Regions from separate parts of the Homo sapiens genome. Here regions 2, 3 and 4 are each linked to region 1. Evidence: read pairs that join two places in POLR2A ChIA-PET (ENCODE). Cell type or tissue: CD4-positive, alpha-beta T cell. All regions are shown on one strand. Links, peaks and the distances in the headings refer to the core of each region. The heading gives the core; the rest is flanking DNA. Region 1 overlaps FGD3 (FYVE, RhoGEF and PH domain containing 3). Region 2 overlaps CARD19 (caspase recruitment domain family member 19). Region 3 overlaps NINJ1 (ninjurin 1). Region 4 overlaps SUSD3 (sushi domain containing 3).

The links. Peaks named below come from ENCODE experiments on the same cell type or tissue, not always from the same donor. Only the 100,000 strongest peaks of a DNase experiment are listed, where the experiment ranks them.
Region 2: POLR2A ChIA-PET joins it to region 1 with 12 read pairs; 10 of 35 experiments call an interaction of 5 or more read pairs at or near these places.
Region 3: POLR2A ChIA-PET joins it to region 1 with 16 read pairs; 7 of 35 experiments call an interaction of 5 or more read pairs at or near these places.
Region 4: POLR2A ChIA-PET joins it to region 1 with 11 read pairs; 12 of 35 experiments call an interaction of 5 or more read pairs at or near these places.

What each region holds. Positions count from the first base shown.
Region 1 is chr9:93,024,404-93,031,922 of GRCh38, forward strand. FGD3 (FYVE, RhoGEF and PH domain containing 3) reads left to right here. Exons shown (of 18, transcript NM_001083536.2): 15 at 5,471-5,593. Among named protein-coding and RNA genes, the nearest start is that of SUSD3, 31 kb to the right of the region's middle. RefSeq lists enhancers at 1-723, 724-1,515, 4,622-5,123, 5,124-5,623. In CD4-positive, alpha-beta T cell, for the core only: no CTCF peak of the experiment used is centred there; a DNase peak (open chromatin) is centred at 4,168; H3K4me3 peaks cover 2,022 bases; H3K27ac peaks cover 4,943 bases.
Region 2 is chr9:93,104,501-93,112,019 of GRCh38, forward strand. It overlaps CARD19 (caspase recruitment domain family member 19), which reads left to right. Exons shown (of 6, transcript NM_032310.5): 2 at 3,174-3,316; 3 at 6,068-6,221; 4 at 7,379-7,438. Among named protein-coding and RNA genes, the nearest start is that of CARD19, 12 kb to the left of the region's middle. RefSeq lists enhancers at 3,005-3,505, 3,933-4,082. In CD4-positive, alpha-beta T cell, for the core only: CTCF peaks have their summits at 4,911 and 5,111; DNase peaks (open chromatin) are centred at 4,131, 4,851 and 5,461.
Region 3 is chr9:93,123,121-93,130,639 of GRCh38, forward strand. It overlaps NINJ1 (ninjurin 1), which reads right to left. Exons shown (of 4, transcript NM_004148.4): 2 at 3,290-3,518; 3 at 1,779-1,942. The coding sequence ends at 1,788. Among named protein-coding and RNA genes, the nearest start is that of NINJ1, 7.4 kb to the right of the region's middle. RefSeq lists a silencer at 1,794-1,958 and enhancers at 3,563-4,214, 4,972-5,031. In CD4-positive, alpha-beta T cell, for the core only: no CTCF peak of the experiment used is centred there; DNase peaks (open chromatin) are centred at 3,141, 3,951 and 5,331.
Region 4 is chr9:93,079,706-93,087,224 of GRCh38, forward strand. SUSD3 (sushi domain containing 3) reads left to right here. Exons shown (of 5, transcript NM_145006.4): 5 at 4,832-5,428. The coding sequence ends at 5,042. Among named protein-coding and RNA genes, the nearest start is that of CARD19, 13 kb to the right of the region's middle. RefSeq lists an enhancer at 2,822-3,450. In CD4-positive, alpha-beta T cell, for the core only: no CTCF peak of the experiment used is centred there; no DNase peak of the experiment used is centred there; H3K27ac peaks cover 2,133 bases.

The DNA of each region.
Region 1 (7,519 bases), core at 1,083-6,082:
GGCACAGAGCACTGCCTCCCACACACACAGCTCACATAAGGTATGAACTTGGCTGGCCTCTGCCTGATGACCCTCCATGTCCAGCCCCGGGCCCTGGGCCAGGCTTATGGAGACATCCGTGGTCACAGTCCTGCCGCAGAGGCATCAAGGCTCAGTGAGAGCCACCTGTCGTTTGTGAATGCGTCTGTCCTTGGTGTGAGCCCATACGACATGGAGAGGCACCTTCAGTGTCTTGGGTAGGCAAGGAAGCAGAAGTGGGTGGAGGCCACGTGCTGAGGGATGCCCTGGGTGGGCAGGACCTGGGCGGGTTGTAGGAACAGCAGGAGCCCAGGCCTGGCTGAGGGGATCCACACAGGGCGTCTGAGTGTGGGACAGGGTCCTGGGGAGTCTAACCCCCGGGTTGGTGCCCTGACAGGAGAATGTTCTAGCTGGAAGAACCTGCAAGGCCATTGTTTAAAATGTTTTAACTTGTGGGAAGACACAGCTTGGAGATGGCCTTGGAGCAGGGCTTTGAGCAAATGCCGCCTCTTGAGCCTCACTTGGCTCTGGGCAGAGAGATCAGAGAAGCTGTCAGGCGCTGCTGGCCACACAGGCAATGCCCCTATTGGCCGCCTGCCTCCGTCACAGGCGAGAAGGTAATTGGGGCTCAGGGCCTCAGTCAGTGTCCGGGCATCTGCTGGACCAGGCTGTGGCCAGCAGACCCGCTGTGCCTCGATGGGTGCGCCCAGCTGGGTGGACAGCACCGCCTGCCCCACTCCCTTTACTTCCCCTGGCCCAGGGTTCAGCTGCCTCAGGTTCTGCAGCAGCCTGGGGAGCCAGGTACTCAGGGTCACAATTCCAGTTCTGGTCTCTTGTCTCTGTCCCTTACCCACACCAAGCCAGAGCTGGGCCCACGACAGACCACCAAACAACCACAGACCTCAGCTCCAGCCCAGGGCCTCCCTACGAACAGTGGATGTGGCCTGGCCTGGCCCTGTGTTCCTCACTGGTGTCTTCCTGTGAGCAAAAACAGCAGAGTTGAGACTAGGGTAGGAGCTGGGACAGCTCAGTGTCTGTGTCAAGCTGCACAGGGTGAATGTGGTGTGATGGAGGTGAGCTCAGTGTGCGTTTTACAAAGCACTCAAAAGCAAGTTCATTCTCTCATCAACAACAGTGATTTTTGCTACAGTATACCAAACTTCAACTTACTTCCTGAGCCCAATTTCTTCAGTGGTATAGTCCCTGTAAGCCCCTTTCCTAGGAGAAGCTACACCCAAGCCAGGAAGTTTTGCAAGGGGCCTTGCAGAATTCAAAGCCTTCCCTGATGGGCAAGCGTGGAGTTGCTCTTAACAGAAACACAAAATGTCAGAATCCAAAAGGTCTCTTAGGGCCTCAGACCCACCATGGGTGACACACGAACCCCTCCAAGGAGCCAGCGAGGCATCTAAGGGCACCCTTGACAGGCCAGTGCCAGGGCCTCTTCTCAGGCACTGCCCCTCCTGGGACGAGGCCACGCCCTGTGTCCACCCTCGGGGCTCCAGGGCAGGGCTGGAGCAGAGGCATCAGGCCTCAGCCTGGCCACCCTCCTGTTGGAATAGCCCCAGGCAGTGCCTGCGCCTCACAGCCTGTGTCCCCTGCTGGGTCATTTCAAGCAGCTGATGAAACTGACTCGGTTTCATCAGGGCCTCTTACTGGGCTCCAATTCTGTGTAACTCAGCTGTGCCCCCCGTTCCTGGATGTGCAGCTCAATTTGCTCAAGAAAAAATGCTGGAGGGGGCAGCCCCGTTGGCCCTTGGTGGAGACCACTTTCTGGGTCAACGCTGGTGTGTTTTGGGCGCTTTGGGGGTGAAGTCACTCGGTCAGATACTGAGGAAGCCACAGTTCTCCATGTTCCTGGAGAGACTTGGGCCCAGCTTTTCTGATATCCCGACATCCACAACGAAAACCTGAGCTCCCTTTTTTGGGTCAACCTGCGTGGTAACTTCATTCACAAAGGGGCGTGTGCATGGCCGAGAGAGCATCCCTCGCTACTCAGGTGGGCCTCTTGCCTCTCAGCTACTGCGTCATGCCTACAAATTCAGCCACACCTTGATGATGGGAGCTGGAGGGTTGGCCTCGACGGGCTGCGGACCTCAGCTCCATGGGAGCTGGTGCAGGGCCAGGACCCACCCCAAGTGCTCAGCTCAGTTCCATAGCTGGGAAGATTTGCCAGATAAAGGAAGCCAGTGGGACTCCCGGCACTGCCTCAGCCCTGAGCCACACTCACTGCTTCCAGAATTGTCCTCTGTCCCTTCACTGGGACCCGGTCCCACTGGTCCTCAGAGGCCAAGCTCTTGCTGTGCACCCAGCCCCGCAGGTACCTGTCCTCCCACATGGTTGTTCTTTGCTCCTTCAGCCCCTGCTGCCCCCTGCCCCATGGGCACGCCCTGTGTTGTTCTCAGCTACCATGCAGTGCTGCCCCTGGGTGCCGTGGCCAGGGTCCCCCTTCCGGGGTCAAGAGCAGGCAGTTCTGGGCTGAGGTGCACATCGGGGCTGCCCTTCCACTAATCACTCCCACTTCCCAGCCTCTCTGGGTGCCCACCTGGAGAAGAGGTTTTTGCCGCCAGGTCAGTGATGCCCATTCCCCACCTAGTGTGCTTGGAGCCCCCACTGTGGTCTTGGGTGTGAGAGAAACTGCAGAGGGAGCCCAGGCCGCCTCACCTGTGTCTTTGGAGCAAGGCCCATTCAACAGAGGTGCCGGGGGCTGCAGCACAGCGAGTGAGAGTCCCTGTCACCCTCAAGCCAGCCCTGCCCTTGGGCTCCTGTGCCAAGCAGGACAGGTGCTGGGGGGACCTGCAGGTGGGCCAATGAACGGGGACCACAAACCAGGCCACACAGCTGGAAGTGCCCGGCCAGAATTTGCACAGAGGCACTGGTGTCAGTTTGTTGGGGCTGCCAGAACAAAATACTACCTGAGGCTGAAGTCTGAGATCAAGGTGTGGGTAGGGTTGGTTTATCCTGAGGCCTCACCTTGGCTTGGAGATGTCAGTTTCCTCCTTGTTTCCACACATGGTCTTCCCTCTGTGTCTCTGTGTCCTCATCTCTTCTTATAAAGACACCAGTAAGATTGAATCAGGGCCCAACCTGAGACCTCATTTTAACTTAATGTCTCTTTAAAGGCCCTGTCTCCAAATATAGTCACATTCAGAGTTACTGGGAATTATATTTTCAACATACGAATTTGGGGGGACATAGTTCAGCCCATCACAGCCTCCAATGCTTATGCCCAATCTGAGCCACCCCTTTCTTGCTTCTTCACCCCCAACCAGTTCAGTTCATCTTTTTCTTTCTTTCTTTTTTTTTTTTTTTTTTTTTTGAGTTGGGATCTTGCTGTGCTCTCCAGGCTGGAGTGCAATGGTGTGATCACAACTCACTGTAGCCTTGACCTCCCAGGCTCAAGCGATCCTCCTACCTAAGCCCCCCAAATATCTGGGACTACAGGCACGTGCCACCACATCAGCTAATTTTTTGGATTTTTGTTGAGACGGGGTCTCACTATGTCGCCCAGATTGGTCTCGAACTTCTGGCCTCAAGCAACCCTCCCGCCTCAGCCTCCCAAAGTGCTGGAATTACATGTGCGAGCCACTGCGCCTGGGCCTCCTTCTCCTTAAACCTGAAGAGTTTATGTTAAACTTTTTTTAAGCGTATGTTGTTTAGCATTTTCCTAAGGCAGTTTTGGACCCATACAAGTGGGGATAACCGCAATGAGTATCCCTCCCCAGCTCCAGAAACCTCAGCCTGGTGCTGTTCTTATGGCCCCTCAGCCCCTAGCCCCGACACACACACACACACACACGCACACACACACACACACACCCCAATTTTCTGTAATATTTTAAAGCATATCCCAGACCTCTTTTTATTCTGCTCAGCTACAGTAATGGTAAGCTTATTTTAGGTAGTTTTCTTTTAAACAGGAAAAAAAAAAAAAAAGAAAGAAAAACACCTGCAGGCTTCAGTTTCCCTGACTGGAGAGGTTGAGATAAACATTTCTAGTGGCAGTTCCAGCTCTGACATCCTGGGGAACTCGATACATATCTTTGCCTTTTCCTAAAGTCTTCTTAACAGTGGTTTCGGCACCCATAACAAAGTGTCTCAAGGGAGGCACCTCCTCCCCAGAGAGGAAATGCTGGGTGTGGACCAAGCTTCAAAAGCCCAGGAAGTTATTTCATCAAATGATGGGGCCTTTCCAGGGGTTGCAGGCTATTGTAACAGGAAACGGTAATTAGCAACTTGCCAAACGCAGTCGGGGTTTTATGTACTGTGATGAGGCTTACGACCCAGGGACCAGTCACCCATCCCATTTTACAGGTGAGGAAACTGAGGCTCAGAAAGGAGAGGTGAGTCATCCAGGGTTGCAGGGCTGACAGGAGGCAGGAGACTGGGGTCTCTCCACCTGGCACTGTTCATAATCAGACAGGGAAACCAAGGCTGGACTGGGCAGCCCCAGGCTACACCTGCTCCAGCCTCCACACCACCCTCCTCTGTAGGCAGTTCAGGCACAGGAGACAGAGGAGGGTACAGCCCCTGACCCTGGCCTCAGCTCTTCATGGCTTCCTCACATGTCCTCACAGTTTTTTTTTTTTTTTTTTTTTTTTTTTTTTTTTTTTTTTTTTGAGACAGAATCTCGCTCTATAGCCCAGGCTGGGGTGCAATGGCGGGATCTCAGTTCACTGCATCACTGCAACCAACCTCCGCCTCCTGGGTTGAAGCAATTCTCCTGCCTCAGCCTCCCGAGTAGCTGGGATTACAGGCACCCACTACCACTACCATGCCCGGCTATTTTTTGTATATTTTTTAGTAGAGGTGGAGTTTCACCATGTTGGCCAGGCTGGTCTCAAACTCCTGACCTCAAGTGATCTGCCCACCTCAGCCTCCCAAAGTGCTGGGATTACAGGCATGAGCCACTGCGTCCAGCCTCCCCCTAAAATGTTGCCATGCTTGTCTGCACACTCAGGCATGTGGGTGCACACCTATATTCATCCATGTGGCGTGCCTGGAGGGTGTGGCCCGCGGTGCCCAGTATAGAGCAGGCGCATGGCCACACGGCTCCAGTTGCAGACAGGGATGCCCCCGTCCCCAGGGCTGCAGGCCATGGCTGTGCTGCCCACTGCCCACCCTAGTAAGTGCTGTGTTCCTCCAGCTGTGGCTCCTTTCAATAGTTTCTCAGATGCACCAGATAAAGTCATTGGCCAAGTTGTTCCAAACATGAAGATCTTGATCCACTTAAAATCTTTACTCGGTGCCATGGGCACAGGCAGCCGCTGGGAGGTGAGGGAGGGAAGAGAGACGTGGCTGACTTGGCTCTTCACTTCATTCCCTTCTGCATGTTCCACTTTTTGCCTTGAGCCTGTGTGGCTTTTACAGTCACGAGAGCTGCCACTCCACTGCCGTGTGGGGTAGGGTGCACACATGATTCAGAAGCTGATGGCATCTATTTGCCTCCTTATAGCTCGAGCCCAGAAAACTATCCTCTAAGACCAGACGTGACAAGGAGAAGCAGAGCTGTAAGAGCTGTGGTGAGACCTTCAACTCCATCACCAAGAGGAGGCATCACTGCAAGCTGTGTGGGGCGGTGAGTCCCGGGAGAGGGGGACAGGGACAGGAGGCCACCCTGTCCTCTGCTCTGACAGAGCAGCTGAGTCCTCACCAGCAGCACACCAGCCATGCACACCAGCCCTGCACGGAAGGGCTTCCTGATCCTGGCTCATGGATATAGATACCCTTGAGTGCAAAACTGTCCTGTCCGAAGTAGAATCAAATCACTTTTCTCTGGTCAGCTCTGGTGTTCAACAAACACTACTTGTGGTTGAAAAAGTGCTGGATTTGGAACCAGAGAACCCCTAGCTGGGTGACCTTGAGAACAAGGAGATGATAGTCCTCATTCCTTGCAAGGTGTATTGGAGACGGGTGAAGGGTGTGGCTGTGCTGGAAGCTCCTACTGCTGGCCTTTGCCCCAGCGCTCCAGTGGTGCTGAAGGCCTGGTGGGCCCATGTGATGAGGCAATGCCTCCGACTGGCGCCCCAGCTGCACACCATCTCCATTCCCCTCACTCCAAAGCCCTTTCTCCTGAGAATGGAGAAAATTCAATGCTTAATGTTGAATGTAAAAGTATCCCTGAGGAAGGAACTGATCATTTAAGTATCTTTAGGTTAAGAGATTAAAGTTGAATCTGTGTTAGCAACTGGATCTCAGCACAGAATGCTTTGGAGGTGTTTTTCCAAAGGGCACCAGCAACCTGTGCCTGAAGCGGTTGATGTTGCTTGTCATACCTTTGCCACATGGCGGGGGGGCAGCAGGGGGGGGGGAATAAGTAGATGAGTCCTTGGAAGGATGGATGATGGATGGGTGGGTGGGTAGAAGGATGGATGAATGGATGAGTGGTTGGAGAGGTGGGTGTATCAATAGGTAGATGGATGCGTGGATGGATGGATGAGGGGATGGATGGATAGGTGGGTAGTTAGATAAATGGCATATGGAAGTATGAATGGAAGTGGATATATAGGAAGTATAAATGGATGACTGGAGAATTGATGGATGGATGGATGGATGAACAGACGAATAGTTGGATGGCATACGGAAGTATGGGTGGATAGATGAATGGTTGGATGGATGGATGAATGAATGAGTGGATAATGAATGGGTGGATGGATGGATGGATGGGTGGATGAAGGGATGATGGATGGATGGATGATGGATGGATGAATGTATGGTAGAGGATGGATGGGCAGGCAAGTGGGAAATGTGATCTGTGCCTCTTAAAGAACTCTCAGTTTGGGACCCAGTTTGTACTCTAGAATTGGGGGATTTAACTCAAACCTGGTTTCCCCATCAGACCTGAGGAGAGAATCTGTTGCTTTAAGAGCCATCCTCAGAATACATGCCCAGGTCCCTGCTCAGCTCCAGGCTTCAGGCTTTGTGACTACTCAGGATCAGAAGCTGCAGCCTCCATTAATCTTCCTTGGAGTGAGCGTCCTCATGGCCAACCTGGACTTCCCCAGCAGAGGTGGCTCGGTGCCCTCAGTGACATCACTGCATCTCCGTGTCAGCCTGCTGGGGCTTAGCTTGGCTTTCATTGCCTTGGTTTGCCCGGTATTCCTGCTTCCTCACACAAGAAGTGATAGAGAAAAGAGAAATTCCAAAAATAAAATGCTCATAAAAGGAGGACTCCAGAAGAGGGTGCCTTCCATCTACTTGAAAAGAGCAATCTCCCCTCTGCTGTGGCTCCTGAGACCTGCGATATGAGCTCAGTGTTTGAGTGCCATGGTCCCTTAGCAGCCAGTGCCTGCAGGTTTAGGTTCAAACTAGAATTTCCCAAGGTTTGAACAAGGACCTCCAAGTCCTCTGCAACATTCAGTACGTGGGGCAGGATGGAACAGGAGAAGCAGATGCAGAAGTGGGTGTGGGTGGCCCTGAGACAGCAGGAGCCTCTTTGTGCTGGGAAAAGGATCCAGCAGAGGGAGGGAGACCGAGGCAGAGAGAGACAGGACCACCGATGGGA
Region 2 (7,519 bases), core at 2,136-7,135, 81 kb after region 1:
TTCTTTAAATGTATGGTAGAATTAACCAGCAAAGCTATATTAGTTCTTCTTTAAATATATGGTAGAATTAACCAGCAAAGCTATCTGGTCCTGAGCTTTTCTTTCTTGGGACATTTTTGATTACTGATTTAATCTTACTAGTTATTGGTCAGATTTTCTATTTCTTCACAGTTCCGTTTTGGTAGATTGTGTTTTTAGGAATGTTTTCATTTTATTTACGTTATCCAATTTATTGGTATACAAATGTTCATAGTATTCTCTTATATTCCTTTTTATTTCTGTAAAGTTCATGGTAATGTCCTACTTTTATTCCTGATACTAGTAATTTGAGTCTTCTTTTTCTTTGTCAGTCTAGCTAGTTTTGTCAGTTTTATTGATGTTATCAAAGAATCAACTTTGGTTTTCTTGATTTTTCTCCACTGTTTTTCGATTCTCTATTTCATTTGTCTTCACTCTAATCTTGATTATATCCTTCCTTCTGTGAGCTTTGGGTTTAGTTTGCTCTTCAAGCTCTCTGGTCTTTACTTTTTCCTTTTCTCATTCCTTAAGGTGTAATGTTAGGTTACTGATTTAAGATTTTTTTAATATATGCATTTGCAACTATAATTTTCCCTCTCAGCATTGTTTTTGCTGCATCCCTTAGGTTTTAGCGCGGTGTAAGGTGTGTGTGTGTGTGTGCACGCGCGTGTGTGTGTGCGTGTGTGTGTGTGTGTGTGTGTGTTTCTGCCTTTCTCATGTTACCTCCTAATTTACCTCATGATTTCTCTTTTGACCCATTGGTTTTTTGTTTGTTTGTTTGAGACAGAGTCTTGCTCTGTCACCCATGCTGGAGTGCAGTGGCACAAATTCAGCTCACTACAACCTCCACCTCCCAGGTTCAAGGATTTCTCGTGCCTCAGCCTCCCAGGTAGCTGGGATTACAAGCGTGCGCCAACATGCCCGGCTAAGTTTTGTATTTTTAGTAGAGATGGGGTTTTGCCATGTTGGCCAGGCTGGTCTCAAACTTCTGGCCTCAAGTGATCTGCCTGCCTTAGCTTCCCAAAGTGCTGTGATTACAGGTGTGAGCCACCATGCCTGGCCCCATTGGCTGTTTAATTTTCACATATTTGTGAGTTTTTTTAGTTTTCTATTATTGATTTCTGGTTTCATTCTATGTGATCAGAAAATATTTTTTATATGATTTCAACCTTTTTGAATATATTAAAGCTTATTTTGTGGCTACAAACTTGTTTTGTGGCCTATCTTGGGGAATGTTTCATGTGCACTTGATAAAAATATCTCTTCTTTATTGTGGTATGGAGTGTTCTGTGTATGTCTGCCAGGTATAATTGGCTTACGGTGTTGTTGAAGTCCTGTTTCCTCATTTATCTTCTGTCTAGTGGTTCTGTCTCTTACTGAAAGTGGTGTTTTGAAGTCTCCAAATATTATTATAGAGATATCTATTTCTCCCTTCAATTCTGCCAGTGTTTGCTTCATATATTTTGAAGCTCTGATATTTGGTGCATATATGTTTATAACTGTTACATATTATTGATGAATTTATCCTTTTATTAATACATAATGTACTTTTTAATCTCTTCTAATCGTTTTTGACTTATAGTCTATTTTGTCTGATATTAGTATAGTTACCTCATCTCTCTTTTGTTTACTATTTGTATGGGTTTTTTTTACATCCTTTCATTTTCAACTTCTTTGTGTCTTTAGATCTAAAGTGAGTCTTTTGTAGACAGCACTTAGTTGTATCATATTTTAAAAATCCACTCTGCCAATCTATGCCTTTTGATAGGAAAATTTGGCTGGGTGTGGTGGCTTACACCTGTATTCCCAGCACTTTGGGAGGCTGAGGTAGGCAGATCACCTGAGGTCAGGAGTTTGACACCAGCCTGGCCAACATGGTGAAACCCTGTCTCTACTAAAAAAAAAAAAAAAATACAAAAACCAGCTGGGTGTTGTGGCACATGCCTGTAATCCCAGGAAGAATTGCTTGAACCCAGGAGGCAGAGGTTGCAGTGAGCCGAGATTGGGCCACTGCACTCCAGCTTGGGTGACAGAGCAAGACTCTATCTCAAAAAAAAACAAAAAAAAAAAAACAAAGTTTAACCTATTTGCATTTGAAGTAATTGCTGATAAGGAATGTATTACTACTGCCATTTTGCTATTTGTTTCCTGTATGTCTTGTAGCTTTTTTGACCCTCATTTATTCTATTACTGCCTTCTTTTGTGTTTTGTTGATATTTTATAGTAACACATTTAGAGTCCCTTCTCAGTTTCTTTTGTGTTATATTCTATAAATATTTTCTTTGTGTACATGGGGAAACAGGACAAGCTGCCACAAGTATGTAGGGTGATGCACTTGTTCAGTCCCTGTGGGGGTCCTGTGCCCCATCCTCTCCATGCCCTTCCGTCATCACTCCACCGCTCAGCCTTAAACATCTGCCATTCTAAGAAACATTCTTAATGGAAAAGGTGGTAAAATGATATTTTAATGGTGATTCTGGAAAAAAAAAAGGCAAATGAAAAGCATTTCTAGCCCTCTGGGAGAACTCACTGGTTTATTGTTGGTAGAAGCTTCTTAAGGCCTTGCAGACACACTGTGTCCCATGGTGATCCCAGCACAGGCCACCCTGAGCCCTGTGTCCCTGTATCTGTGCCACTGTGAAGATCTGCAGAGCGCACATCTGGGCATTCTTGATCTCGAACTCCTGAGCTCAAGTGATCCACCCACCTCAGCCTCCCAAAATGTTGGTATTACGGGTGTGAGCCATCACAACTGGTCTGAGCCACCGTGCCTGGCCCTGGGCATTCTGAGCCACCTGTGCCACCTGTACCTTCCCCAGAACTGAGCTATTTCCTGATGGCCCTGCAGGTGGCCCATGAAAAGTAGATTCTTCGCCCCTCTGAGTTTGTTTTCTGTGATAAGCTCTGTGAAAGTGGGTTTCCACCGCAACCCCTCACTTCCATCTTCTGGAGAGGCAGGTTGGCAGGCCAGGGGCAGCTCTCAGCTGGGCAATGCGCACCACACAGGCTGGGATGGCTGTGATTCTGCAGGTTCACCCTCCTGGTGGGAACCCACCTTGGGGGTGATGCCTTCCTGTGGTCAGTGTCAGTACGAGGCTGTCGTCTCTGGTCCCCTTGGGCTGTGCTGGCTCATGACCCTGTGCTATCTGTTTTAGATCAGACCTATTGTGACCGCCTGGTGCAGGACACGCCTTTCCTGACAGGCCATGGGCGCTTGAGTGAGCAGCAGGTGGACAGGATCATCCTCCAGCTGAACCGTTACTACCCACAGATCCTTACCAACAAGGAGGCGGAAAAGGTGCTGAGGAGGTGAGGGGGGTACCCGAGACACTGCTCAGTTTCCCTTCCTTTCTGGGCTGGGAGAAGCTGGTGACCAGCCCTGGGTCATTCTCTCATGGGATGACACACTAGGTATGTCAGGATTCAGAGGTGACACATCTGGACCTGGCTACTAAGGCTGCCTGAGCTACAAACTGGCCCTTTGGGGTGAGCCCAACCAGGCTCGGAACATCAGCTCTCTGTGCCTCGGTTTCTTCATATGTCATTGGGTCTGCTGTCCCCTTCCCGAGTTGCTGGGAGGTTACAGGAGATAACATGTGACAATACATGAAGCACACAACAGTATAAGATACGGAGGGAGGCGAGAAAGAGGGCAGGAGGGAGGGGTGAGGAGGGAGGAGGCAGAGGGAGAGCCGAAGTGGGATGGGGAACAGATAATGGGCCCGGCCCACCCCAGTGCCACAGGGCTTTGCACTCTGCATCTTCCGAAGGTTCAAAGCGGGCAAACAATTGCTTCCTTTTCTCTAATTTCTATATTACTGTACGAGGCTGGAAAGCCCAGCATGTCACAGGTAGGCAGCTGAGCTTCTAGGAAGGCAGATGCTGACTCACCCCACAGCCGCGCCCCAGTCTGCCCCTCTCAGCAGTGCTGAGCGGGCTGGTCCCCTCAGAACCCCAGCCTCCCCCATGTGTGGAGTGGACACCGAGAGCCCCTGCCTGGCAGGTGTGGTGAGGACTGACTGAGCTGAGCCGGGTAAACGCCTGCCCGAGAGCCCTTGTCGCCAGATGGCCCTGCAGCCCTGTGGGCAGCCACGCTCATCACCCCATCTCACAGAGGTGGTCCGAAGGCTCAAGAGGCAGCCACTTGCCCAGGGCCACTCATTTCAGGAGTGTCAGGCCACATCTTGAGTTCATCCTATTATTTGGGAAAGTGCCCAGGGCCAGTGGCTGTCACTCTGTCACATGGCCCTGGCCTCTCAGAGCTGCAGAGCTGGGCACACCAGGGTGGCTCTGCTGGAGATGGCATTTAAGATGCAATTCCTGGGCTCTGTCTTGGGAGGTCTGTTCTGCTCCATCACCCCAGTGCCAGGTGGCCCTGAGGGGACATTGGATGAGAGAGTTAGCCACACCCTGCCGACCCTACCCACATCTGTGGCTCTGGCGCCCCCACTGAGCCACCTGTTCCTTGACAGGTGCCACGTGCAGGGCTATCCTGAGGGTTGGGGCATCTCCTGGAACAATGAGGTTGGCCCACAACAGAACAGGAGTCAACACGGGCCCTGCTACTGGCTCAGGTGCTTCTTCCGTTTTGAAGGTGGTACAGTAATTTTAAAAGTTAGGAGCTCAAATCCAAATCTCTTATTATTGCAATTGAAGTCTAATGCATGTTCACTTTTAAAAAGTTTAGAAAGTTTAAGACGTTTATACAAGAAAAAGCACATATTCCTTCCTCACAGACACCACAGCTCCTGCCACCCATCTGCCTGCCATTTTCACACTGCCATGGTTTAACTCCAGTTCCCTGTGGCCATGTAGAATGATATGCTGCCACCAGGTGGCAGCACCAGGCCACAGACTCCAGGTCCTGGAGGTCAAGGCCCAGTGGCCTGTCCACTGACCTTGAGAACCACACATTTCTCTGTCATACACATCAAAAGAGCCAATACTTCTGTCTTTTTTTTTTTTTCTTTGAGATGGAGTCTCTGTCGCCCAGGCTGGAGTGCAGTGGCATGATCTCGGCTCAGTGCAACCTCTGCCTCCCAGTTTCAAGCAATCCTCTGGCCTCAGCCTCCCAAGAAGCTGGGATTAAACATGCACCATCATGCCCAGTCAATTTTTTGTACTTTTAGTAGAGATGGGGTTTCACCGTGTTGGCCAGGCTGGTGTCAAACTCCTGACCTGGAACTCCTGATCCGCCTGCCTCAGCCTCCCAAAGTGCTGGGATTATAGGCATGAGCCATTGTGCCTGGCTTCAACTTACTTTTTTAAAACTTGAATCACATTCTGTAGACTGAAAAATAACAGAAGTTAGCACTTATACCATCACTTCATTAATTCCCTGTCACAGCCTACCATGAGGGTTCATTATCCCTTTTTTACAAATGAAGAAACCAAGTCTCTGAGGGGTGGAGTAGCTGGCTAAGGTCACACAGGAAGCCACACTATGTCCCAACACTTGGAATGATGTCACCAGCCCTGTGCTTTCTTTTTTTCGAGATGGAGTCTTGCTCTGTCGCCCAGGCTGGAGTGCAGTGGCACGATCTTAGCTCACTGCAAGCTCCGCCTCCCGGGTTCACACCATTCTCCTGCCTCAGCCTCCCGAGTAGCTGGGACTACAGGTGCCCACCACCACACCCGGCTAAGTTTTTTGTATTTTTAATAGAGTCGGGGGTTTCACCGTATTAGCCAGGATGGTCTCGATCTCCTGACCTCGTGATCTGCCTGCCTCAGCCTCCCAAAGTGCTGGGATTACAGGCATGAGCCACCGCACCTTGCCAGCCCCATGCTTTCTTTGTGACCACTCCCAGCCTGTTTCCCAACCTCCCACCCCACAGGGAGTATGAGGAGTAGCAGTGATGCCTGTGACAGAGGCAATGCCAGGCACTATGTGGTGTGGGTAAGGGGCAGGTTGTCACAGGAGCTGCCATCCAGCAGGTGTCCTGACACCCAACAGGGAAGCTGAGGCTGGGGGCCTGACCTTGGTGCCCTGCCCTGACCCACAGCCAGCCCCCCTGGCCTGATCTTCCCTGGCACCCCCTTGTACCCTCAGTTCCGGAACCCCAAGGCATCCTTGCGTGTGCGGCTCTGTGACCTCCTGAGCCACCTGCAGCGGAGCGGTGAGCGGGACTGCCAGGAGTTCTACCGAGCCCTGTATATCCATGCCCAGCCCCTGCACAGCCGCCTGCCCAGCCGCCACGCTCTGCGTAAGTTCCACATCACCAACCATGCATGCTTGGTGCTGGCCCGGGGAGGGCACCCCAGCCTGCCGTTGATGGCATGGATGTCCTCCATGACCACCCAAGTCTGCTGCAGCCCAGGCCTGGCATCCCCTCTCGCCTCAGCCCCTCCCCAGAGGCCACCCTCTGGCCCCGAGGGGAGAGTGTGGCAGGCACAGGCAGTGCAGATGTTGGTCTCTGTCTCCCACTTTCTCCCCCTTCCTCCGTCTCTCTCTCATGGCAGTTTTCACACAGCATGGGGCATCTTATACGTCCACTCTTGCCCTTCCTTTTCTAACCTCATTCCACGGGGATCCCTTCATGTCTGTGTGGACAGCAACCTTGTTCCCACAGCTGCATGGCGCTCCTAGGCGGTCCCAGCTGGAATTACCCAACCCCATGACGGACCCTTTCATTGCAGCGATCTGCACACGTGTGGGTGTTTCCATAGGACATTGTCAGGCACGGATGGCTGGTCCGAAGCACGTGCATTTCAGTTTTGAGGCTCCTGTCCTCAGGCAGTGTGGACTCAGGCCCTGGGAGTCATGTGGATGCCAGTAGCCTGGGCCCACAGAGCTGCTGGGATGTGGGGGGCATATCAAGTTGAAGATGGCAACTCTGATCTGACGCCTCTGTGCTCAGGGCCCCTGGAGGAGGGGCTACTGCCCCTTGGCCCTTAGACAACAGGACAGAGACCAGAGGGACTGGGCGGCTTGTCCCAGGCTACTGGGCTGTGGTCTCTGACCCCCTGGAGGCCTCCCCACGCCTCACAGAACACAGTGCAGACGGTGGGCGGGGAGAGCTCGAGGGGAGGCCCAGCCCTGCAGGTGGGACTGGCTCTCCCTCCCCAGCCACGAGTATGCCACAGGGGGCTTTCAAAACCAGGCAGGGCCAAGCCTTGGCCCCACTGGAGGTAGAGCACCTTCTGTGGCTCCCGGGTGCCTTTAGGCCCGTCCAGGAGTTGGAGCAGAGGAGAAGACCCAGACTGTGCATAGTTCCCTGAGGAGGGCTAGCCTCAGGTGCCACAGCCTGGTTCGGCCTGGCGGCCCCAGGAGGCAGCAGCAACCTTGGGCTTCCTGCGGGGTGACTACCTTGCCCTCCGGCCCTGCCCGTTGACTAACTATGCTCTGTGGTTTTGTTTCCAGAGAACTCAGATTGCACAGAGCTAGACTCGGGCAGCCAGAGCGGCGAGCTGAGTAACAGGGGTAACACCTCCCTGCTGCCCCTCCCTCTCTCTCCCTCTCTCTCCCTCTCTCTTTACCCTCCCCAGGGCTCCATCTCCGCCT
Region 3 (7,519 bases), core at 890-5,889, 99 kb after region 1:
GGCCTTGGGTGTGGTAGGGGAGCTTGAGAGGCCATGGGCCACTACGAGCAGCGGTCACTCGTTGGCCCCCGTGTGGGGAGGGGTGAGGCCAGGTGGATGCAGGGTGCTCCCAACCCAGCTGCTGGCCCCAGCGCCCCACCTCATCCTCACTATGCCCTCTTGGGGAATTTTTTTTTTTTCCCGAGATGGAGTCTCATACTGTTGCCCAGGCTGGAGTGCAATGGCGTGATCTCAGTTCACTGCAATCTCCACCTTCCAGGTTCAAGCGATTCTCCTGCCTCACCCTCCTGAGTAGCTGGGATTACAGGCATGCGCCATCACGCCTGGCTAATTTTGTATTTTTAGCAGAGACACGGTATCTCCATGTTGGTCAGGCTGGTCTCAAGCTCCCGACCTCAGGTGATCCGCTTGCCTCAGCCACCCAAAGTGCTGGGATTACAGGTGTGAGCCACCGTGCCTGGCCTGGGGAAATTTTTATATATCCTTGACACACAGGCGCTCTGCCCCAAGAGCACTGCTCCTGTCTACTCTGCCATGGGCCACCACTGGTGGAGAGATGGCCACCTGCCAGGAGTGCCCACCCCTCCCTTAGCAACTCACCTCCACCTCTGCTACAAACCGGAGGGGTGACCCCTAGGCCTAAGGTCGCGGGGACTGTGGTGTGTGGCCCTGGCCTGGCTGCATGGACTGTAGTGTGTGCACCATGTGGCCCTGGCCATGGCTGCATCCCAGGCCTTCCTGTGGATCCTGCTCCCAGGCTGTGTCACTGGGCAGACGCTCACCCTCTCTGAGCAAGGACACAGGGAGAGGCTGTATGTGGTGTGAGAAGTCTTCCTACACTGGGTGCCTCGTCCTGTAGAGACAGCCTCAGTCTGCATCCTGCACACAGCCAGGGTCCAGCCTAAGGCAGGCAGCTAACAGATTCTGCGAGGCCCGGCAAGGGGCAGACTTGAAGAGTCACAAGGGCTCCACGTGACAAGATCCTGAATCCCACCGTCCTGGTCAGAGTGGCACAGTGAGGTGGGCATGTCAGGCAGGCGGTCATACCAAGGTCCCTTTTTCTCAGACGAGGGCTGGGAGGAAGCTTCACCTGCTAAGTGGAGCTGATAAGGGGTGCAGAGCCCCTGACTTATCAAGAGAAGCCGGAAATCTTTGGGTTTTGGGTGTTTTTTGAGACAGAGTCTCACTCTGTCGCTCAGGCTGGAGTGCAGTAGTACGATCTTAGCTCACTGCAACCTCTGCCTCCTGGGTTCAAGCGATTCTCCTGCCTCAGCCTCCTGAGTAGCTGGGACTACAGGGATGTGCCACCATGCCTGGCCACTTTTTGTATTTTTAGTAGAGACGGGGTTTCACCCTGTTGGCGAGGCTGGTCTCGAACTCCTGACCTCAAGTGATCTGCCCGCCTCAGCCTCCCAAAGTGCTGGGATTACCGGCATGAGCCACCGCGCCTGACCCAGAAATCTTTTTTTTTTTATCGGACAGACATTCTGAATGTATAGAAATCTTACGTTTAAGTGAGTTCTCCAGGATGTTCAAATGGTGGCTCCTACACACATTCCATCTAAACACTGTGACCACAGGACCCCAGGTGGCCAGCACCAGTGGCAGGGCTGGCCTCAAGGCAGTGGCCAGGCATTGGCCTTGTAGGTGTGGACGAGGATGCCCATGGCCTAGGAAGGTGTCCAAGGCTGGCCGGCCAGGGACTCACCACACTGCAAGAGCCTCCAACAGCGAGCAACCCCAGGACTGCAGGCCTCGCGCCCCATCTCCCAGCTCACCTGGGTGTCCTACTGCTGGGGTGCCATGTCCATCAAGGGCTTCTGGACCCCGAAGGCCGTGATGAAGATGTTGACTACCACGATGATGAACACCAGGCCCGTGGCCAGGTTGTTGAGGAAGTCCAGCTTGGCGTGCTTGGCCGGGTTGTTAAGGTCGTACTTGACTGTGGGCGAGAGAGGAGTGGATGGTGCCAAGGGCAGCCCAGACGCAGCGCCCCAGCCTGGGACAGTGGAAGGGGACCCACCCCAGCGGTCAAGCTGTCCTGGGACATTACAGGGCTCTCAGTCGCATTTAGGATGAGTTTTGTCGCCCAGAGAAAAATACATCTGTTTTGCTGAAACATGGACAACAGCGCCCCTGGCTTGGGCAACCCCACGGTCTATGACCCCACCTTCTGTAGCCCCCATATTTTCCTTATACGAATTGAAGCTATGGACGTCAACCAAAGGCCAGGTTTGGGCAAATGCACTGAGCCCTTTGCGTGCCTTAATCTAGTGATTCCTGCCACAAGCTGCAGTTCTATTATGATGCCTGTTTTATAAGTGAGGCCCGGGAGGTTCAGCCACTTGCCCAAGGTTACGCAGCCATGAAGGGGACCCTGGGCCCAGAAGGTAGGACTGGCATGACTGAGGCCATCTCATGGCATGGGTCAACAAGAACCCGGTGAAACACCTGCCCTAATGCCCACAGGCCAGGCCCTGACCCCACTCTGTGCTCTTTCAAAGTGCAGGGTGGGGCCAGGCACAGTGGTTCATACCTGTAATCCCAGCACTTTGGGAGGCCGAGACAGGAGGATCACGTGAGCCCAGGAGTTTGAGACCAGCCTGGGCAGCATAGCAAGACCCCGTGTCTACCAAAAATAAAAAAATTAGCTGGCATGATGGCATATAGCTGTGGTCCAGCCTACCTGGGAGGCTGAGGCAGAAGGCTCGCTTGAGCCTGGGAGGTTGAGACTGCAGTGAGCTGTGATCAAGACACAGCAAGACCCGGTTTCAAAAACAAAACAAAACAAAACAAAACAAGGCTGAGCGTGGTGACTCATGCCTGTAATCCCAGTATTTTGGGAGACTGAGGCTGTTGGATCACTTGAGCTCAAAAATTCGACTGGGCAACATGGCGTAACCTCATCTCTACAAAAAATACAAAAATTAGCCGGGCATGGTGATGAGCGCCTGTAATCCCAGTTACTTTGGGGGCTGAGGTGGGAGGATCGCTTGAGCCCAGGAGATGCAGCTTGCAGTGAGCCGAGACTGCGCCACTGCATTCCAGCCTGGGTGACAGAGGGGGACCTTGTTTCAAAAAACAAAACAAAACAAAACAAAAACCAAAGTGCAGGGTGGGGGGAGGGGGGGTGCCACTTCCTGGACTGCATGTCTGGGTGATGAGGGCCAGGAACTCGGCAGCTCCTTGAGAGCCAAGTGTGCAAGGTGGTGGGCACCTGTCCCAGGCGATGCGAGCAGATGCCAGCAAGGTGAGCAGGTGGCCTGGCTGCCCCCACCTGGGGACCTACCAAGGAAGATGAGCAGCACCCCCACGCCGATCTGCAGCACAAGGGAGATGGAGATGAGGACCACCAGGGGCACATAGAAGGCGAAGCTGGGGCCCTGTTCCACGACGGCCTTCAGCTGGGACGCGTTGGCCATCAGCAGCGCGATGTCCAGCATGCTCTCGGCTGCGCTCTTCTTGCTGGCGTAATGGTTCACGTTGATGGGCCCGTGCCTCCAGCCCCAGCGGGCCGGCTGCAGGGAGGGGAATGGTCAGCAAGGCGGGTGGGGGAGGGGGGCAAGGGCTGTGCCTGAGTCGGGCTCTGGGGGTCACCGGGCCCTGCAGGTGAGGGCTTCCCTTGCCCCCACCCCTGGTAAGTGCTCAGACAGAAGTGCTTATTACCCTAAGGAGAGGCTGCGAGCATGTGCTCAGCCTTTATAAAACCTCCCCTAGGAATACGGTCCTGGAGAGAAAGGAAACGACATAGCAACCTTAGCACACGCACTCTGATTTTCCACTGGAAAGCATTGCCCGATCCTCCCACTCCTGCCATAGGCGGGGCTGCTCCTCCCTGCCTGCCCCTACCGGTCTGTGCCCCCGGCCTCCTCTCCCCCTCCCCTCAGAGTCTGAGCTCCTGATGCCAGGAAAGGAAGTGACGTGTGGGCGGACAGATCTGTGCACACCGGCCCAGGCAAGAAGCAAGTCCTCCTGGGCCGGACCTAAGGGCAGAGATCGCCCCTGCCACCTCCCAACCTCCCAGCCTTGGGGCCCAACAGGCCACTCGCCTCCAGGCCTCAGCACAGGCCTTGCAGAACTATTCGGCCATTAGCAGCAAGACTTCACTGAGGTGGGCCACCCAGAGCCCGGCCCCGACACAGCAGAGGCTCAACAGATGCCTCAGCATACGACATACAGTGGAGCTTAGCTTCCACATTACTTCCCAGAGTAATAAAATGGGAATGCGAGTTCTGATGGAATCCTCTTTGCCTTAGGGGCCTATCTGGTCAGGGCCCCCTGCAGTTCTCTCGAAGCCCCCAATGCCTTTCCCTGGTGCCAGACACTCTCAAGCTCCAAGGCCCCACACAGAGGCCACTGCTTCCAGGAAGCCTCCCAGGACTTCCCCTGGCAGGACATGGCCCTCTCTCCTGCCACAGGAAGGTCCTCTCTAGGGCTGGCCCTTCATTCCAAGCTAAGTACCAAACTTCCTCTTTCTCTGGAGCAAGAGTCTGCCCCTCTCAAGCTGCCCTGGTGGGGCCCTCTTCAGTCACTCAGGACAAACCTGCCAGCCCCTTGGCCCGGCCCTTTGTCCACAGGCGCCCCTGAGTTGCCAGGCCCTAGACCACAGCCTCCCAGGACTGGTCACCTGCTTGGAGGCAGCTGTGAGAACCCACTGCTGGCAGCCAACCTCCTGGGGCCCTCTCTGGGAGATCCTGTTTCCAGACTCATGAAAGATGCAGGCCGGGAGGCCGGGGTGCCGCAGGGCCACAGGGAGGGGCGGACATGGTATCCATCCAGGCCTCGACTTTCTGCAGGCTGGAAAAATACACGAGGCAGCCAATACAGAACCAGCAGAGGGCAGGGGCCTTGCTTTCATGCTGCGTGTTTTTCAGTTTCATCTAAAATTATGTGCCCAGGAGGAAGAGAGTGGGCGTCAGGGGACACTGGTGGGCTCTGCTGCTTACACCTGGGCCTGGGAATTCCAACAACCTGCCTTCAGCATCAGCTGCTCTCTAAGTAGCAAGTTCACGTGGACACATGTGCGCACAGGGACAGCCGCCTTTACCTGGGCCACCCAGCAGCGCTGTCCCTGGGGCCCTGGTGTGCTCTCGGGTCACTCCATGCATACCCCGAAGCCTCTATGGGGTGTCTACTTTGCCTCTCCCACCCTGGGCCTGACGCTGCACTCCCTGGGATTCCCCCAGGCCCCAGCACAGCCAGGGCACTCACCAAGTGAGAGGCTGTGTTCCTCTCCCATTCTACAGACCAGCAGATTGCAGCTTGGAGGAGGTTTGCCCAGAGCCACCTCCCAGGACTGTGTGTCCCTGTCCCACCACTGTCCACTTAGGGGCTTCCTCCCAGGCTGCCCAGGGTCTGGGTGAGGACAGCCCGGACACAAGGGCCTGTGCCTGGCACTGAGGTCGTCTCCAGTTCTGCTCTTGCGAAGCTGCCCAGTGGGCCACACCCCATCACACGTGTGCTCCGCAAGGTGCAGTGTCCCAGGGGCTGCTGGCCACAGTGGGCATGTGCTCCTAAGTTTCACAAACCTCAAGTGCCAAAGTGCCTTCCTTCAAGGCCACCCTTATGCTCATTCGGGTCTCCATCCCAGGACTTGGTGCTGGGAGAAGGCCAAGTGCAGACCCCGTGAGGATTTCCACCTTCTGGGGGCATCTACACATATATGTGCGTGTTCCTAGTCACAAAAGCACAGAAACACACATCCCCCAGAAAGACACACATAGACGTGAGACACACATGTGCACACAATACGCACACACAAATACACATGCACATACATACATATGCACACGTACATAAACAGACACACAAGCCCAGGCTAACTGTGTTGGCCTCTGGGCAGGAGGAAGAATTCCCTTTTTTTCTGAGCTCTGCAGAACCATTTAAATATTTCACAGCCATGCAGTCACGAGGAACACTCAGATCCATTAAAAAGCACCATCCGCGCAGAGCCTCCAGCTCCCCAAGCCTCAGCTCTCAGCACCCCCAGCCACGAGGAGCCTGTGCCCCTGCTGTCCTCATGCCCACTTAAGGTGGGTAAACTGAAGCCCAGCAAAGGCGGTTCCTTACCCAAAGCCACATAGCAAGTGAGGGCTTGGCTAGGATTTGAACCCAGGCCCCGGGGCTCAGAAGCTCTGGTAGCTGATGCCATTGTCCCTTAGGGGCTGAACTCTCAATGGCTCCCTGCTTCAGGCTCCAGCTGTGTCCGGACAACTAGCCCCACTTTGTGCCTCAGTCTTCCATGTGTACCACGAGGCTGTGGAGCAGATGCCCCAGGATGGCCTCTGAGCCCCGAGTGGCCAGCAAATGCCCTGACCATGCACCCCTGCTGGTGAAGGGCACTTCCAGCCCATCCGGCCATCTGCTTCCTGTCCAACCTGCAGCTAGGGAAGCTTCTGCATGCAGGTCAAGCCCTGGCTCACCACAGCCCAGCCCGTGGCCCTGACGCAAGCTCCCCCTCCGTTGGCCTCAGTCTCCCCCTCCGTATATCTAGGGTTGCACCTGGGAAACTCCTGCTTACCAAGGGAGAGGCTGTGTTCCTCTCCCATTCTACAGACCAGCAGATTGCAGCTCAGAGGAGGTTTTCCCAGAGCCATCTCCCAGGACTGTGTGTCCCAAAGCATAGGGCTGCCCCAGGATACAGCATAGCTGGCAACCACCCCAGGCAGCAGGCCACATTGGGAGCATCATGTGGAGGGGAGGGCAGCAGGGACAGTCTGCTTCCCTGTCCCTAACCTTGGTACTCTGGGCCTTGGAGCCCTGAGCTGACCACCACACAGGAGGGTCCCAGGGAGGACGATCCCACTCTCCCCCAGTCCTGGGCACTTGCCTCTATCTTGGGATGGGCCTGAGGGTGGCCGGGGGACCCAGCTACCACAGGTGAGGGAGCCCTGTGGTCCTGACCAGCCAGCAGGAGCTGCCAGGAGCTAAGCCCTGCTGAGACCAGTGCCCATGGCTTGGGCAGGGCAGGGAATAAACACCCTGGTTAATAGATTCCCAGAACCTCAGCAGCACTCGGGGCCTGGGGCCAGGCCAGATATATTTCCTCTGAAAGCTAGGAGGGAGGCTTGGTGAGGAGGTCAGCTCTGTGTAGGGGCGTGGCTGGCTCCTCATGCAACCTTCTGTGGACGGTCGGCCTCCCCACTGCAGGCTGCACATGTTGGGGCTGGGCCACACGGTCGGTCCTAGGGCCACTTCAGTGAGCATCCTCAGCTCAGGCAGGAGGGGCTGGCACAGAAGTGGGATATGAACCAGGCTTGCTGCATCCACCGGCCTGGCTCTGGCCATAGCATAATGGGTGTTCTGGCTCACCCAGGGCTTGGATGGGAGGAGACAGGGTCGGGGCTGTGGGCCCACAAATGTGGTGATGCATATCAGTCGCCCTTTCCAGGGGCCTGTGAGGAGTAGGGCTGGAAGCTGCCACAGCACCTCCTTTACCCCCCGAGTCCTGCCTCAACACTGACCACTCTATGCCTCAGTTTCCTCATTTGTAAAATGGGTAGACAAGGATGTGGAGGGG
Region 4 (7,519 bases), core at 888-5,887, 55 kb after region 1:
CACACGCCTAGCCCACCCAGAACCTTAACTCCCATCTCTAAAACAAGAGGCTGGTGGTCCTTGTAGCACTCTGTCCTGACTCTGACATTCTAGGACTCAGAACTGCCCCCAGCAGTGTTTTCATCTGGAGGGTCCACCCTCCAGGGAAGCTGAAGCTTCTACACACCTGTGTTCCCTCCACCTACACCCAGCAGGGCTCTGCACTGAGCTGCAGTCACTTGCTCTCCCTCCCGTGCTCTGTCCCTCTCCTTTCTCTCTCTCTTAATACACACATACATTTTTTTGCCCTGAACCAATATAAGGACATTCTTTTTCTGAGTCCAGAAATTTAATACTGATTGGCCAGGCTTGGTGGCTCACACCTGTAATCCCAGCAGTTTGGGAGGCTGAGGTGGGAGGATCACCTGAGGTCAGGAGTTCGAGGCCAACATGGTGAAATCCCGTCTCTACTAAAAACACAAACATTACCTGGGTGTGGCGGAGTGTGCCTTTAATCCCAGCTACTTGGGAGGCAGAGACAGGAGAATCACTTGAACCCAGGAGGCGGAGCTTGTAGTGAGCCAAGGTTGTGCCACCGCACTCCAGCCTGGGCGACAGAGCGAGACTCCGTCTCAAAAAAAAAAAAAAAAAAAAAACAAAACTAACAGAAATCTAATATTGATTGCACGTGGCCTGTTGAGTGGAGAATGTCCATAATCACACGCAGCACTCAGCCACCAGGTCTCTGGGCTCCTTAAACTGGTATGGGCCTTCAGTTTTTCATGGCATAGTCTTCTGAGGGTTCCAGGCCAGTGGTCGCATGCAGAGGCTCCTGTCTGCGTCTGTCTGGTGTTTCTGTGTGACCAGGCCCGGCTCTGCATTTCTGGTGCAGGGCTACATGTGCAGATCACAGACATGGGCCAGGCTGCCCCCACGGGCCACATGGAATGGGGTCTCTTGGCTGAGGCGAAGCCCCCCAGGTCCCTCCACTGTCAGAGCCTGAGGAAGGGGCTCTGCAAGTGTCCCTCCACTGTCTCAGCGGCCTCTGACTTGTGGTCTCAGCGTGCAAGGCTGATCCTGCCAGATCCGCTCTTGCCTTGGGCATTACAGAATGGTGACTTTGTTAATTCTGTTGCACTTCTGACATTCCTTCTATCAGGGATGAGGATGAGCTGTTTTTTTCTTTCCTTTCTTTTGATTTTGTTTTGTTGTTTTAGCATCACATGAACTCATGAATATTCTTTTCTGAAACTTTTATTTTGGGAAAAGTTCACAAATACACAAAAGTAGAATATTGTCACAGATCTCCTGTCCCTGCCTCCCATTCTCATGGTCACCAGCTAAGCCAGGCAACCTCATTCATGCCCCTTCCCCCACATTATTTTCAAGCACACTTTTTGTGGGCTCCAGTTCTTGGCAGTAGGAGCTCTGCCAAGCCATGGCCTGTGTCCTTCTGATCCATCCCCATCAGTCTGTGAGTGCTTCCTGCCTTGCACAAGATGTTCCAGGCCCATCTCATGCTTTCTGTGCCCATCTCTGCGGTTGGCCACTGCTCTGGGAGCCCTGTTTCTGTGGGTGGAGAACAGCGCTTAGACACCGGGGTCTGGGCGGGCATCCAGACGACATCATTGAGCTTGTGTTCCCTTCCTTCAGGCCCTCCTGCTGGAGTCTTTCGAGGCTGCAGTGCACTTGGTCCCAGCCCTCATGGCCTCACTGTATGACTAACAGCTCCATGCCTCGGTTTCCTCACCTGTAAAGTGAGGATTGCAGTAGCGCTCACCCTTTCAAGTTGTTGAGGTTACCTGAGTCCGGGTGTGTGCCTCTCTCGCCAGGCCCAGGGTGAGAGCTCATTGAATACTGGCTGTTACTGTCGTTGCCACTCTTACGACCTTATGCAGATGGGGAAACTGAGGCACAGGAGATGGTGGTCTCTGTGGCCCTGGGTTACACACACCGTGCTGGGTCTGGCCAACACCTGCAGGGAAGGAATTCACCTTTCTGTCTCCTTTCCTGACGCTTCAAGTGTGTATTACATCAACAAGGATGTAGCCGAAATGCTGCCATTGATACTTCTGCACTTAGCAACACGTTCCAGGTCACCATGGTGGTCTGAGGCCTCCAGGCTATCATTCCTTACAGCAGCCCATTATTCCAAAGCTTCCAATATCTGCTAGACCCTCCCCTGTTGAGTGGTCAGGCGTGGTCAGTGTCTTTTTGCTTAGTGCTGTTTTTCTTTTTCAAGACCACAACTCTTGGGGCTGATCCTAGGAATCGATTGTTTAGGCCCAACAGTCTGAATATTTTATGACCACATTCTTTCCCTGGGAGCTCTGGTACAAGTGAATGTGGCCATATTTTTCTGGTAACTGCATCATCACTGAGTGCTGACCATTTGTTTATCATTTGTTTCTTACAGTAGCTACAAGTTGTGTGGGTAGTTTCCGTCAGCATTTCTTTGATGAATGTCGAGGAAGAATGTTTTCTCCAGCCTTGGCTCACCAGTGCCATTGCTGGCATGAGTCATTTTCTGTTTTCTCTGCTGAATTACCTCCAAATGTTTTGCTCCATGTGTTGTGGGAGGGCACCTGACCCATCAATTGGCTGTACATTTTTTAGGCCTCTTTCCTTTTTTTTTTTTTTTTTTTTTTTTTGAGGCGGAGTCTTGCTCTGTCGTCCAGGCTGGAGTTCAGTGGCGCGATCTCGGCTCACTGCAAGCTCCGCCTCCCGGGTTCACACCATTCTCCTGCCTCAGCCTCCCAAGTAGCTGGGACCACAGGTGTCCGCCACCATGCCCAGCTAATTTTTTGTATTTTTAGTAGAGACAGGGTTTCACTGTGTTAGCCAGGATGGTCTCGATCTCCTCACCTCGTGATCTGCCCACCTCGGCCTCCCAAAGTGCTGGGATTACAGGCGTGAGCCACCGTGCCTGACCCCCTTTCCTTTTTATTTTAGTTTTGTTGGGGCCATGGTGGCTAATGCCTTTCCTTTTGGGTAGTGAGATATCCAAAGCCACTTTCAGAGCTCCTCCATTGCCCCACCTGTGATCCCCACTCCCCATTACAGCACTGGGACCAGATCATCCTGTGTCATAACTGGGAAAGTGCCCATGGAATGGGGGAAGGAACAATTGCCTCTCAAGGCAACATGGTGTCCAGGATGATGGCAGCCACAGCTGCTGCCGCTGCCGCAGGGGCTTTGCTGGCCAGAGCATGATGCCGAGGGGCTCCCAGGGGTGCTGTTTGGGGCCACACTTCTGCCTGGTCCCAGCGCCACAGACCCTGCCTCTTACACTGCGGGAACTTGTGCAGTGTGTGGTCGGACGTGTGCGTCCCGTCCAAGAGTGGCCACAGATCTGTGTACAGGGCTGTGTTCACCCCCTCTGGGGAGTGAGAGAGCCAGGGCGGGAGGGAGGCACCCTGACAGGGCCGTGAGAGGCTGGAGGAGGCCGGCTTAGGGGCCACTCTGACAGTCAGCTCAAGAGGCAGGAAGTGGTGGTGAGGCTGAGGGGGATTGGGAGGGGGACCCTTAGGGCAGAGCCCCTTCCCGGAGCTCTCTCACACATGGAGACCTCGAGCACTCAGCCCAGCTTCATGGGGACTCAGAGAAGGCGGGTCCTGCCCAGGGCTACAAAGCCGATGGAGGCAGAGTTCCCTGAGTCCCCAGCCCTGGGCCCCGGGCTCCCAGGCAGGATCCTCGGGATATGCCTGTGCTGGGGCTGCCCACCCCTCAGGCAGGGCCCAGGCTGCCTCCATAGGTGGTAAATTGCCTTTAGCAAGGTGAGGTTTGCCTCTTGACCTTGTTTTTATTTCATAAGTACTTCTCAGCACTTGCAATGTGCCAGGCACTGTTCTGAACTCTTCCAAATATTAACTCTTTTCACCTAGGGGTGGGTACTACTTTTATCCCGTTTTCCAGGTGAAGAACTAGGCAGGTTAAGAAACTTGTGTAGACTCCCACACAACCAGTAAGTGAGGCTGGGTGGAGTCAGTCTGGCTCCTGCCTCCCCGAAGCTGCCTTTCGTCTCCACCAGTTATTGATGCTTTCACTTACTCATTGCATAAGCAGATCATTTCTTAATTCCTACTACTTACTAGAGTTTTTCTGAGAATTAGTTGTGGGTGGGAGCCGTGATCCAGGAAGGCTTCCTGGAAGAGGTGATGCCGGAAGTGAAAGGACTAAGAGAGCCTGCTTTGGGAGGGGAGAGAGACAGCCTCTGAGGGGAGGAGAGGACATGCAAAGGGCTGGAGGTGGGAGCCGCCAGGCAGCCCACATGGAGCAGAGGCCAGTGTGTGTGTGGAGGCTGGAGATGGGACAGGGCCAGGGTCTGGTCAGCCTGGGGAATGGCTTGGTTTGTATCTGGGGGAGTAGAGAGCCACAAGAGTACTGAGGGTGGAGCAGGTGGGTGATCCAGCTCCTGGCTACCAAAGAGGCAGGCCTGGCAGGAGGGAAGATGTCCTCCCCTTGACCTCCTGCTCCCCAGCATCCCTTCTCTGCCTGGGACATCCCAGGCCCTGGCCAGACAGCTGGGTTCCTGGTGGTTTCTGCACACTCTGAATGAGCCCCAGGAAGTCCCTTCCCACACCTTAGGGGGGCAAGTGTCTGACTCCTGGGCCACGCCCTGGTTGTGTAGATGAAGGACCCACTTGCCAACAGGGCCCGGCAGGGAGATGGAGTGACCTCTGTGCACCTTAGGGTGCAGGGCAGCTCCCAGCAGGAGGAAACGGGCTCCCCAGTGCTCAGGGCAGCAGTTGCCCCAGGCCCACTGGAGGGCCTGGGTACCTGGGAAGGTATGGAGTTGGGGATTAAACCCTATCCACACTCTTTTGCCAACTCATGCCTCCTCTCTCCACAGAGACCATGGTGAGAGCACCAGCAAGCTGGCCAGTGTGACCCGCAGCGTGGACAAGGACCCTGGGATCCCCAGAGCTCTAAGCCTCAGTGGCTCCTCCAGCTCACCCCAAGCCCAGGTGATGGTGCACATGGCAAACCCCAGACAGCCCCTGCCTGCCTCTGGGCTGGCCACAGGAATGCCACAACAGCCCGCAGCATATGCCCTAGGGTGACCACGCAGTGAGGCTGGTGCCCATGCTCCACACTGGGAGGCCAGGCTGACCCCACCAGCCAGTCAGCTACAACTCCACATCAACTCCACATGCGCCCAGCTCGAGACTGATGAGTGGAATCAGCTTCCAGGTGTAGGGACCCCTTGAGGGGCCGAGCTGACATCCAAGGCTGAGGACCCCAGTGGGGAGTGTTCTGTTCCGGCATATCCTGGCCGTAACGATTTTTATAGTTATGGACTACTTGAAACCACTACTGAGGGTAATTTACTAGCTGTGGCCTCCCACTAACTAGCATTCCTTTAAAGAGACTGGGAAATGTTTTAAGCAAATCTAGTTTTGTATAATAAAATAAGAAAATAGCAATAAACTTCTTTTCAGCAACTACAGAAAACTACCTCAGCATCTTCCTCCACAGGATGTACTGCTTCCAAGCAAGGACCCATGGAGGGTTCTGCATCTGTTGTCTGTAAAAGTGCAGTTGAGGGGTATGAAGTAAAACTAAATAATTATTTCTTTTTTTTTTGAGACAGAGTCTCACTCTGTCGCCCAGGTTGGAGTGCAGTGGTGCAATCTCTGCTCACTGCAAGCTCCGCTTCCAGGTTCAAGCGATTCTCCTGCCTCAGCCTCCTGAGTAGCTGGGACTACAGGTGCCCACCACCACGCCCACCTAATTTTTTGTATTTTTAGTAGAGATGGGGTTTCACCGTGTTAGCCAGGATGTCTCGATCTCCTGACCTTGTGATCCACCTGCTTCGGCCTCCCAAAGTGCAGGGATTACAGGCGTGAGCCACCGTGCCCAGCTAAATAATTATTTCTAATACTGAAAAATACAAAGGTAACAGTGGTTGGTTGATGTTAGAGTCAGCAGAGGAGACTTCCCTTTTTTTGTTTGTTTGTTTGTTTGTTTTCAGAGCTAGTTTCTGTTTAACTCTGAAGAAAAAAATCTGGTATTGGTTAGCAAGGAAGGAGTGTACTGAGGCATGACTGACCTGTCTTAGTCATGGGCAGTTCTCCTTGGCCAAGACAGGTCCATTCAGTCAGTCAGTGGGGCTTAAGATTTTATTTCACAGCCATAGCACCCCCACATGGCAGCCTCATGTGGCCTGGGCTTCCTCACAACATGGCAGCCGGCGTTCAAGGTGGAGTTGCAATGTGAGCACCAGGTGGAGGCCATTTTGCCTTTCAGATCCCAGCCTCGGAAGTCATGCTGTGTCTGTTCACTGGGAGTCAAGGCTGCCTTCTAATCAAGGGGCAGAGAGTTGGACTCCACTGCTAGGTGGGAAGAGTGTTGACTGGTGAGAAGAGAATTGGCAGACACACTTTACGACCATCACAGTCACCTTTTTTTTTTTTTTCTGAGACAAGGTCTTACTCTATCGCCCAGGCTGGAGTGCAGTGGTGCGATCTGGGCTCACTGCAACCTCCGCCTCCTGGGTTCAAGCATCACAGTCACCTTTAACCCAATCACTTGTCAAAGCAATTTTATAAAAGGTGACTAATTTTGGTCGGGCACAGTGGCTCACGCCTGTAATCCCAGCGCTTTGGGAGGCCAAGGCAGGCTGATCACCTGAGGTAAGGAGTGTGAAACCAGCCTGACCAATGATGAAACCATGTCTCTACTAAAAGTACAAAGATTAGCTGGGCATGGAGGCATGCACCTGTAATCCCAGCTTCTTGGGAGGCTGAAACAGGAGAATCGCTTGAACCCGGGAGGCGGAGGTTGCAGTGAGCTGAGATGGCGCCATTGCACTCCAGCCTGGGCAACAAGAATGAAACTCTGTCTCAAAAAAAAAAAAAAAAAGACTAATTTCTTATTCTCCCAGCTTCACTCCCAGAGGGGTTATTTGTACTGCAGGCCTGTGTGTACATAGCCATGCCTACTGCAGGTGTGGTTTTAGACATTTCTACCTGCTGCTGTACCTCTTGTTTGCTTCTACTTAAAATGAACTCGGAGCTCATTCTGTAGCTCTCTGCCCTACCCTCTCTTTCAACTCTGAGCCCCACATTTGTCCTGGGCCAGTTAAAACTACACCTTCAGCCTCCCATAATTTGGGGTGTGACCTGTCTCTGGCCATTGAGAAAAGCCACTGGGTTTGCCCTTTGACCTCCCCTGCTTCCTGCCTGGAGCCCAGCAGCCATGTTGGGGCCATGAGGAAGAGAAGCCGAAGGTCAGGAGGAAGAAGCCCTTACACTATATGGCTCCTTGTGGGCTGAAGCCACACTTGTCATGTCCCTTAGAACCAGATACTTTCGTGATTCACGCTACTCAGAGTCGTCCATCTGACAGGTGTCCCATGATTTATGTGACACATCCCCAGCCAAGGGATGCTTGGGTGGTTTCACATTTCTGGCCTTCACATTTCTAGACACCTTGATACTGGGATGCCATTTCCTTTGGGTGGATTTCTGGAGTGGGACTGTGAGGCCAGAGAGTGTGCCTGGTGGTTTCCTGTCAAGTGCTGGAGTATCTCAGGGCT